Regions from separate parts of the Homo sapiens genome. Here region 2 is linked to region 1. Evidence: chromatin loops called from intact Hi-C (ENCODE). Cell type or tissue: heart left ventricle. All regions are shown on one strand. Links, peaks and the distances in the headings refer to the core of each region. The heading gives the core; the rest is flanking DNA. Region 1 overlaps SYN3 (synapsin III). Region 2 overlaps SYN3 (synapsin III).

Region 1 (5,375 bases), core at 207-5,206:
GGCTACCAGCATGCAGACTGTCTGGATTTGAGTCCTGGCTCTGCCTCGGTTTTCACATCTGTAAAATGGAAATAAACAGTGTAGGGTTGCCTTGAAGACTAAATGAGCTCATATGATATGTACCAATGTAAAACTTCATCAAGAAGTACTCTTAAGATTAGAGCACTTGGCCAGGCGTGGTGGCTCACGCCTGTAATCCCAGCACTTTGGGAGGCCAAGGCAGGCGGATCATGAGGTCAGGAGATCAAGACCATCCTGGCTAACATGGTAAAACCCCATCTCTACTAAATAATGCAAAAAAAAAATTAGCCAGGCGTGGTGGCAGGCGCTTGTAATCCCAGCTACTCGAGAAGCTGAGGCAGGAGAATGGCGTGAACCCGGGAGGCGGAGCTTGCAGTGAGCTGAGATAGTGCCACTGCACTCCAGCCTGGGCGACAGAGTGAGACTCCATCTCAAAAAAAAAACAACAACAACAAAAAATAGATCACTTTACTAATTTACTGTGTATATGTTATGTTACACTTTAAAAAAAAGATGAAATGAGTTCATACATTCAAAGCATTCAAAACAGTGTCTGGCACATAGTAAGCACTCAATAAGATACTAATTGTTGTTATTGTAGCTATTGTTATTTAGCCTTGGTCCCCTTGAGGACTATGTGATTAATATTCCTTGCTCCTAAGTGTCTAGAGTAATGAAAGTATCTCCTATTTGACTCATGCTTTCTGGCTTACCAAGCTCTTCCCTGTGCATTCTCTCAACAGCCCTTTGAGATGATTACTATTTTCCTTACCTTACAAATGGGGAAGCTGAGGCTCAGAAAGAAGGAGTTGACTTGCCCCAGATCATCCTATCAATAAGTGGGAACCAGGGCGTGCCCCCAAGTCCATGTGACTTTCATGCAAGGGCGCCCGCCCCACCTCGCTCTGTCCATCAGCAGACCTGTTCTTCTATATCACCTGACTTCCTGGTTGCAGACACTGGGTTTCGCGACCCTGGCCATCTTTATGCCCTTTAGGAAGTGACCTCCCCAAGGTCTCATGGCTTAATACACCAAAGCTGAAATAGATCCCAGGTATCCTGAATTAATTTCTAATCTGGCACCATTTCCACCACAACCTTTTATCTTGTTGGTCCTTTTCCAATTCAGATGTGTTATAACAAAGAGAAAGACATTTTCTGTTTGTTTGTTGTTCCCACTGAGTTAAAGAAACTAAAGCCATTGCATTAGGAATTAGGGGAAAGACGTATGGACAGGGAGCAAGAGGGTGCCAGTCCCAGCCCACCGCTATAACCCTGAGGAAGGATGTATGGACGGGGAGAAGAGGGTGCCAGTCCCAGCCCACTGCTATAACCCTGGGGAAGGACGCATGGACAGGAGCAAGAGGATGCCAGTCCCAGCCCACTGCTTTAACCCTGAGGAAGGATGTATGGACAGGGAGCAAGATGGCGCTAAAATCCTACCCCACTGCTATAAACGTGCTGCCTTGAGTCCCTTCTCTTGCACTTAGGGTTCAAACTACTGGCTCGTTCTGTCTTCAGGAAGATGGCACCCTCTGGAGTCTGTGAAATGAGAAAACCGATGCCATCACCCACCCAAGCCCTCGCTAAGGACAGGTGGCACTCAGGGCAGACTCCTGAGACTCCTCACTCCAGCATCTGAGTCATTCACAAGCCCCGCAGGACCCCGTTTTCAGGTCTTCCCCTTCCCCATCCCGTATCCGACAATCTCCGGGTGCAGTTATTTTAAGGAAAATTCCACCAGGCAAAACCTCACAGAGACACTAATGTTTGAGGGTTTGGTTCTTCCTGCCTCCCATTGGAGACTGGTTTTGAGGTTGTTTCGCTGAATCACTGGGTGAAAAGTAAATAAATAAATGGAGGAAGGAAATCTTGCTTTAAAAGGAATTTTGTGGCCTCCCCGCAAAACAAAGCAGCTGTTATCACCAAAGAAATCTGCAGGACCTGACCTCTCTGGGACTATACTGCATTCTGGGGTTTCAGAGGCACCCCCACCAGAAGCACCTGCCCCACTGCCTTCAAGAGGTGCTCAAAACTGGGCTGCCAGCCCTCAGGAGCAAGCTGGCTAAATCCCATGGCCTCTGGGAAGCCTGACCTTGCTGTTGTCCCCCCACTCCCTTCCAGGGTCAGTGAAGGGCTAGGAGTGACCTGCCCTGGGGTGTTGACATTCTGCAAATTTGCTCAGCTTCCTTTTGGGATCTCACACCCCTTCTCGTGACTCACGCGCATGGCTTCTATCGGCCACCCCTTGCCTCTCTCTCATGTCCCATTTCTTCCCTGGGCTCCTGCTCCTCATAAAAACCAAAGGAAAGAGAGCTTTTGGTAATCAACTAGTCCAATCCCCTCAACTTGGCAATATGGAAACTGAGGCCAGGAAAGCAACAGTAACCGGCACTGGGTCACACAGCACCTTTGCAGCAAGGTTAACACTAGAACTGAAGATGCATTGCCCCCTGCAGCATTTGACCAGCAGATGACCCAGTGGGCTTCAACTCTCCACCTCCCAGCCCTCAGAGGCTGGCAGCAGCTGCTGTCCTCTAGATTGAAGAGCTGGCTGGGACACCGTGTACCCCGGGAGCTCCCCCTGCTAGAGGGAACAGACTGGAAATGGGAGGTTGAGAGGAACATTGTAAGACAGGAACCCCTTACAATATCTATGACGCCAGTGTTTCCTTGACCCTGGACCAGCTGCCTGGGCAGTGTGAAGTGTCCTGGCCCATCATAGTCTTCTAAAGCATCTCACTCTCAAATATACTCAAAGTTTCTCTTTGGTCCTGCTAAAAATCTATCCATTGCTCTGGTTCCAACTCACTCCCAGTACCCCTGGCATTTGAGGCCTGCTGACATTTTCCTCATCTTCTCTCCCTGTCTGTCTTTACACCGCCCCTCTGAACCAGTGGGGAAGGACAGAGGAGCCCCACCCTCAGAGCCTGGTGAATTTCAGAAGCCTGGGCACTGTGGGTGTGGGCTAGGGTAGACGGTGGGAGGCTGGTGTGATGTGAGCTCTGCCCACGGGGGGCCCTGCATGTGCCTTCTGTCAACCTCCCCTGACTGTGGTGGAAGGGAAGACCACTCCAAAAGGAATGTCCACCTCATGCCCACTCTGAGACCCTGGGCACATGACATTACTTACCATCTCTGAGCCCCGTTTCCTCATGTGTGGGATGTCACTCCCCTTCATCCCACTTCGAGAACGAGATTTAGCAGCATAACTTGGGGAAGAATAAAGCTCCAAGCATGCAGGAGGTGCTCAGTAATTGTTTGCTTCTCCTCTCCTTCAACCGAAGGGCAGGGCAGGAGCAGAATGGAGGGAGACCTTCCTTTAGACTCAATCAAGGAAGGGCCGCAGGCCTGCATGGGTGCTGGCTGTTGGTGCGTGGCTGTTGGCTGGGGGCGGGTGGGTGCTGGCTGGGGGGTACGTGGGTGCTGGCTGGGGGGTGAGTGGGTGCTGGCTGCGGATGCATGGGTGCTGGCTGCTGGTGGGTGGGCGCTGGCTGGGGGCACGTGGGTGCTGGCTGGTGGTGGGTGGGTACTGGCTGCTGGTGGGTGGGTGCTGGCTGGGGGTGGGTGGGTACTGGCTGCTGGTGGGTGGGTGCTGGCTGGGGGTGGGTGGGTACTGGCTGGGGGTGGGTGGGTGCTGGCTGCTGGTGGGTGGGTGCTGGCTGCGGGTGCGTGGGTACTGGCTGCTGGTGGGTGGGTACTGGCTGCTGGTTGGTGGGTGCTGGCTGGGGGTGGGTGGGTACTGGCTGGTGGTGGGTGGGTGCTGGCTGATGGTGGGTGGGTGCTGGCTGGTGGTGCGTGGGTGCTGGCTGGGGGTGCCGTGGGTGCTGACTGGGGCTGGGTGGGTGCTGGCTGGGGGTGGGTGGGTGCTGGCTGATGGTGGGTGGGTGCTGGCTGGTGGTGCGTGGGTGCTGGCTGGGGGTGCCGTGGGTGCTGGCTGGGGGTGGGTGAGTGCTGGGGGTGGTAGGAATGTAGGAATCAGGCAGGTCGAGGGTGGATGGGGACATTTCTCCTCACCACCAGCTCTGTCAAGACAAGGGTCTCAGAACTGCCAGATCTCAAGGTTGGAAGAAATTACATTCCAAAATGTCAAGTAGTCTAGTCACAGGCTGATTTGAAAACACTCTTCTGTTAGCTGTGCCATGATTGAGAATTTCATCCCAGCCTGATGGTAGCAGGACCACGATTTTCATGGTCAACTAATAGTCGTTGAGCCCCTTGTACATATCCTGGGCTTTCTCATATTTGGTCCTTTCAAGAGCCCCATGGTGTGACCATCCATTTACCAAGAGGGAATTGACAGTTCCGGAAGATTAAATAATTTCCCCAAGCCTACACGGCTAATAATTTCATGTCATGAATATTTGTTGAACACCTCATGTGTGCTGGCTAGGCCTGGGAATGCAGCAGTGGAAAGGCAAGCTGGATTCCCTGTCTAATTCTGGGGCTCCTTCCACCTCCTCTTGCTTCTGTCTCTTCCATCTGGCGACCACAACTGAATACAGGGCTTAAAGAACTTAGAGAGATATTGAGAGGTTGGGATATAATCTTATGAGTAAATCTTAATGATGTGGTTAATGGTCCTCCATGGGGACAGGACCCTCCCTTGAAATGCAGTTTGGAAACTTGTGGGAAGACTTTTGGTTATCATCACAAGCAATGGGCACTATGGGCAGATAGTCAGGGGGACTGGGAATGCATACAGGATACTCTGCACAGCCAACAGCTGTCCTGCTACCCACAGGACTGTTGGATTTGGTCCTACCAGACACCATATAGGTGAAAAGTCATTTATAATTATCTGAGCCTAGAACCTAATTCCATATTAAATTCAAACACAAAGTATTTAGGCAGTGTGTTAGTCAGGGTTCCCAAGAGGGACAGAACTAATAAGACATATATATATATATATATATGAGTTTAGTAAGTATTAACTTACACAATCACAAGGTCCCACAATAGGGGCTGTCTGCAAGCTTGAGGAGCAAGGAGAGCCAGTCTGAGGCTCAAAACTGAAGAACTTAGAGTCCGACGTTTGAGGGCAGGAAGCATCCAGCACGGGAGAAAGATGTAGGCTGGGAGGCTAGGCCAGTCTTGTCTTTTCACATTTTTCTGCCTGCTTTATATTCACTGGCAGATGATTAGATTGTGCCCACCAGATTAAGGGTGGGTCTGTCTTCCCCAGCCCAGTGACTCAAATGTTAATCTCCTTTGGCAACACCCTCACAGACACACGCAGGATCAATATTTTGCATCCTTCAATCAAGTTGACACTTAGTATTAACCATCACAAGTCCACCCCTTGTTAACTTGAACCCATACACATCTCCTCAGATCATACATAATCTTCAAAT
Region 2 (5,375 bases), core at 304-5,303, 130 kb after region 1:
CAGGGTTTCTCCATGTTGTCCAAGCTGGTCTCGGAACTCCTGACCTCAGGTGATCCGCCCGCCTCGGCCTCCCAAATTGCTGGGATTACAGGCGTGAGCCACCACACCCGGCCCTCTGCAGGTATTTTTAAACATCCCTCTGGCTGAGGTTAGCATTAGGGTTGGAATCCGAGTTGCTGTTAAATTCAGAGCCAAGGTCAGCTTTGAGAGGCTCAGCAGTGGGATGTGCTAGATATACTGGTGTTTTCAGGTCAAACACCTGTATTTGGCTTCTCATAGAACAGTAGGGAACACACCTGTAGCCTGTGAAGGGGCCAGGACAAAAGGATTTGATGTTTATCTTGACAGCAGTGAACACCCACTGAAGCATTTTAAGCAAGAGGAAGTCCTAAGGGGAAACTTGCCGCAGAGATGGAAATGGCCTATGTCTTGATTAAGTGTTGGTCACATAGCTGTGCACGTATATAAACATTTATTGATCTGTACTCTTTAAAAGTATTCATTTTACTGTTTGTAACGTGCACATCAGTTTTTTAAAAGTGTGCCCCAGCTAATAAGAGGCAGAGCCGAGATACAAATTCAGAAAGGACCAGATCAGGGCAGGCAAGTGAGACAGGGTTATGCAAATGTAGGGTTGGATCCTATCTTCATTAAAATATTAGTATTTTGCTCATCATGAATTTATTTACATTGATATTCATTTACTTAAATATCACAATAATAAGGCCAGGAACAGTGGGACATACGTGTAGCCTCAGCTATTTGGAAGGCTGAGGCAGGAGGATCACTTTAACCCAACCTGGGTAACATGGCAAGACCCCATCTCTAAAAATACATACATACGGCCGGGTGTGGTGGCTTAGGCCTGTAATCCCAGCACTCTGGGAGGCCGAGGGGGGCAGATCATGAGGTCAAGAGATGGAGATCATCTTGGCCAACATGGTGAAACCCCGTCTCTACTAAAAATACAAAAATTAGCTGGGCATGGTGGTGGGCGCCGGTAGTCCCAGCTACTTGGGAGGCTGAGGCAGGAGAATTGCTTGAACCCAGGAGGCCGAGGTTGCAGTGAGCCGAGATCGCGCCACCGTACTCTAGCCTGGCAACAGAGCGAGACTCCGTCTCAAAAAAAAAAAAAAATACATACCTATATAAAATAACATTAAAATATTTATTTTGATTTATGAGTTTGCAGGCACCTTCTCAGATTTTTATTTAATTTTCATCTCATTTCATTTTCATTTTTATTTAATTTTCAGGTCTCACCCTCCTTACCCTAGTCCTGGCCCTGATCATCCAGCTCTGTTCCCCTCCAGGGTACATGCTCTTAACCACCCCACTATGTGGCCTCTCCCAGTCAAGGGCACCATCAGGATTCAAAGAGCTTTGAAGGAGGTGACTTATACTGGGAGCTGGACGAGAAGGAAGATTGCAAAGAGGCTCCCAGGGGATGGCTCTGGCAAAATACAAAGAAAAAAGTTTATAAAGCGTTTAAATAAACCTGTGAAAGACAAGAAAGATAGTAAGAGAAAAAGGAGGTGTTTGGACCCAGGAAGCCAATCCCTGCCCACCAACCTCTCGTCCACACCGTGCCGCCTGCCTGAGAAAGCCTGGGCTGGCTGTCCCAGGGCTGACCCGGCCAGCCTGCTCTTGCAAGCCTCTTTCATCATTAGGTTCAACTGCTCAATGCAAACATTTTGATGAAGATTTTTGTATATAACAAGGATAGCAAATGATTCTTTGCATTACGTAGTGGTTAAAGTTTGCAAACACTTTCCCATATGTTACCCAGATGGCATCTGGGCCTCTCTCCTTGCCTCACAGATCTAGATGTGATTTTCTTGGACTTTCATTCATTTCACAATCTCCTAGTATATTTATGCAAATTCCTAGAGGATGGGGAAGCCTCTGTTCCTACCTCGAGGGCTGCTCTGTTGCTATCACTGACCCAGATCCCACGCTCAAATCCAAAGCGATTTCTGAGTGGGATGGATTTCACCAAATATTTGGGGAGCACACACGACAGGGTCAGAGCAGAAGGGGAGGAGCTTCACCTTTCACCTCTCAGGCTCCGAGCTCATAAACCTGCCCAGCTTGCCTGGAGAGCTCCAGGTTCTCTTTCTATCAGGCGGAGCAATTCTACCTGCCCAGGTCTAGGAGCCCTCCTGGGTCTAAGTCCCTCCCTAAAGAGCCCAACAGGGCACCTGGGAGACCACAGCCTCTTCCTTCAGAGAAAAGGCCCCCACTTTTCAGTTACAACGAGGGAAATTGAAAGCACACCACAGGAAGCATGACCAGCGGCCAGCACAGCTTACAGGGGGAACAGCCCGGCATCTTCCAGCTTGTAACTAAAGATTTGAGTGAGGTTTTTTTTTTTTTTAGACGAAGTCTCGCTCTTGTGCCCCAGGCTGGAGTGCGATGGCATGATCTCAGCTCACTGCAACCTCTGCCTCCTAGGTTCAAGCAGTTCTCCTGCCTCAGCCTCCGGAGTAGCTGGGATTATAGGCATGAGCCACCACGCCCGGCCAAATTTAAATGACTTTTAACCTCTCTGTCTCATTTTATTGTCAGAGGAATTGTGGGAGTCCCCTGAGAGCTCTTCTTCCAATCTCTCTGGCCCAGCCTCTTTGGGGCTGCACTTTGTCAGCACCAGCTTGGGAATGTAGAGAAATCCCCAGGCAGGAGCAGGTAATCCAGCTGCTGTTCCCACCAGTCCCAGATGTCCTTCCAGGGCCTCTTCCTCCTCATCTCCCCTCACTTCCAGTAATGGTCTTCAATATACCTTGTGAAAGAAGAATTCAAACTTGTAAATTAAATGAGGGCACTACATGGAAGCTTCTAGAAACACTAACATCAAGAGCAAGGGGAAAAGCAAAAGGACTCATTGGCCCCTCTCTGTGGAGCCTTTTGGAACTGTATCTTGCCTGCCCACACTCTTCTGGTAGCCGAGAGCAGGGCTGAGGGTGTGCAGGCTCCCTGGACCCCTGGTAAAAACATTCCTCTGGCCGGGTGCGGTGGCTCACACCTGTAATCCCCACACTTTGGGATTTGGCGGGCGGATCACGAGGTCAGGAGATCGAGACCATCCTAGCTAACACGGTGAAACCCCGTCTCTACTAAAAATACAAAAAATTAGCTGGGCGTGGTGGCATGTGCCTGTAGTCCCAGCTACTCGGGAGGCTGAGGCCGGAGAATCACTTGAACCCGGGAGGCGGAGCTTGCAGTGAGCCGAGATGGTGCCACTGCACTCCAGCCTGGGCGACAGAGTGAGACTCTGTCTCAAAACAAAAACAAAAACAAAAACAAACAAAAAAAATGCTCCTCTGTGTTTGTACAGGTGGAGCTTCTTCAAGGAGGGATGGGTGTGTACACAAGCCTGCATATGTGTGTGTGTGTGTTCAGTCTGGATCTTTCTATAAGTATGGGGGTCTTGGAGTTTCCGAGCATGTCTCTGTGTGTGTCTGGGTGTCTGGATGTCTATGCATGAAAGCTTCATACTCCTACATGTGTGTATGATTGCACTTGCCCATCCATGTGTGTGGATGTCCCTCTGTGGTTAGGTTTGGGAGGTGTCTCTGTGTATCAAAGTCTCAGCTTCTGGGTGTGTCCCTGCCCAGGTAGATGTGTGTCTGCATCCCTGGGTGCCAGAGAAAGATGGAAGTACAGATGTGTGGTGTGACCTGCCGTGAGTGTGCGTCAGGGTGTGTAGGTGTGCATAAGTGTAGAGGGACAGCAGAGCATTAGGGCTCACAGAAGCTGCAGCATACGTACACACTATCTTTGCAAAGCAAGTCATCTGTTTTCCTGGTTTTGTTTCTTTCCTCCCCATGGACTCTGGCCCCTCCTTGAAAACAAAGGGAGCTTAAAAAACGCAGCCCTTCCTGTGTTCCCAAATGTTCAGAATGCTGTGGTGCACTTGAACCGTGCCAGCTCGGATGCCCAGCCCTGCCGCTGTTGCAGGAAGTTACCCGCCCGCCGCACTGCCACCCCCCACTTACACAACGACCCCGGGAGGGTGGGTGGGAGGGAAGGAGGAACCGCACAGCTCGCTACCCCTCGACGCCCCAGCCAGTGGCAGGCCCTCCATGGGAACTGAGACTCTGTGTGGGGGCATAAGAGCATCATCTGGGGGCTTCCTCCAAAGCTGGGGGTGCAGGGAGACAACACCTTTACATGGAAATTATTGCCAACCAACCAGGTGTCCAGGGACCTCATTTTCCATTTTACGAGGTCAGTTCTAGGTAGAAGTCAACATTTTCATCGTTTCAACACACATTCACCAAATACCTACTACATGATAGACGCTGTGGAAGATAAAACGACAGCTTTGTCACCCTAGGATTGGTGCCCGCACCTCCACACTCGGGGCACCCAGTGTCCTCCATAACATAAGGGGGTTAAACTGGGTAGCACCAAAGCCTCTTCCACATCAGAAATTCTGTGATTCTTTTGTGGCAAGTTCATGAGTCTGTGCTCCCACACTTCTCCCTGCTCCACCATTCCCCGGTTGGGGCAGGTCAACAGAGTCCCCATCTTTCTCAGCTCTGCCCAAGTGCTCATTCCTTTCCCGCCTTCCTTCCTCCCCTCTGAAAAACCTACTCTCGGTCCTTGTTTACTCAAAGCTGTAAATTCCTAATGAACTCTTCTCTCTTTGTCTACACTTGAACAGGTTCCCTGCCTTACTCTAACCCCACTTTCTACCAGGACGATCAGAGCCCTCCCAGAAATGACCGCAGCCCATCTTTGCCACCTTAGGTCCCACATCATCCCTAACATCTCAGCACACATTGTTGTCAGGTTTGGGAGGTGTACAGAAGTCTCAGCTTCTGAGTGTGCCCCTGCCCAGAGAGATGCGTGTGTGTCCCTGGGTGCAGAGGAGGGTGGCAGGAAAGATGTGTGGTGTGTCCTGCCTGTGAGTGCTGGCCAAGCTGTGTTGCACAAGAGGCACCCTCAGCACAGTCTCCTCCCAAGCCCAGCCTCTTCTCAAGCCATTCCCTCTGCCTACTGGGAACACCCTTTCCTCCCTCTACCCCCAACCATTTCCTTTCACGGTCATTTCAAGGTCCATCTCAAACACCTCCTCCTTCCTTAAGCTTTTCCTGATTCCTCCTTCCTTAAGCCTTTCCTGATTCCTCCTTCCCCACCCAGTAGACGTGAGCTCTGTCTGATTTGAAACCTTTCCTGTGATGCAGAATATTTGGCCTTGACTTACGGTTATCGATATCTTTATCTGTTGTGCACAAGAAGACTTAGATCCTTAAGACTAAGCATCCAAAAATGTGTCTTGCTCTTGCTTGAATCCTCACATGGCGTCAACATTGCAGGTGCTCAGTAAGCATCTGCACAACTCAGTCCAAAGCTCAGCCATGGAATGTCAG

The links. Peaks named below come from ENCODE experiments on the same cell type or tissue, not always from the same donor. Only the 100,000 strongest peaks of a DNase experiment are listed, where the experiment ranks them.
Region 2: it touches region 1 in a loop (2.7-fold over the local background); 7 of 110 quality-filtered maps call a loop at or near these places.

What each region holds. Positions count from the first base shown.
Region 1 is chr22:32,758,244-32,763,618 of GRCh38, reverse strand. All of the region lies in intron 6 of SYN3 (synapsin III), which reads left to right. Among named protein-coding and RNA genes, the nearest start is that of TIMP3, 41 kb to the left of the region's middle. In heart left ventricle, for the core only: no CTCF peak of the experiment used is centred there; DNase peaks (open chromatin) are centred at 2,158 and 2,588; H3K27ac peaks cover 1,935 bases.
Region 2 is chr22:32,625,750-32,631,124 of GRCh38, reverse strand. All of the region lies in intron 6 of SYN3 (synapsin III), which reads left to right. LOC107985545 (a long non-coding RNA gene) reads right to left here. Exons shown (of 3, transcript XR_001755504.2): 2 at 5,210-5,375; 3 at 1,206-2,779. Among named protein-coding and RNA genes, the nearest start is that of SYN3-AS1, 53 kb to the right of the region's middle. In heart left ventricle, for the core only: a CTCF peak has its summit at 2,910; a DNase peak (open chromatin) is centred at 3,954; H3K27ac peaks cover 3,202 bases.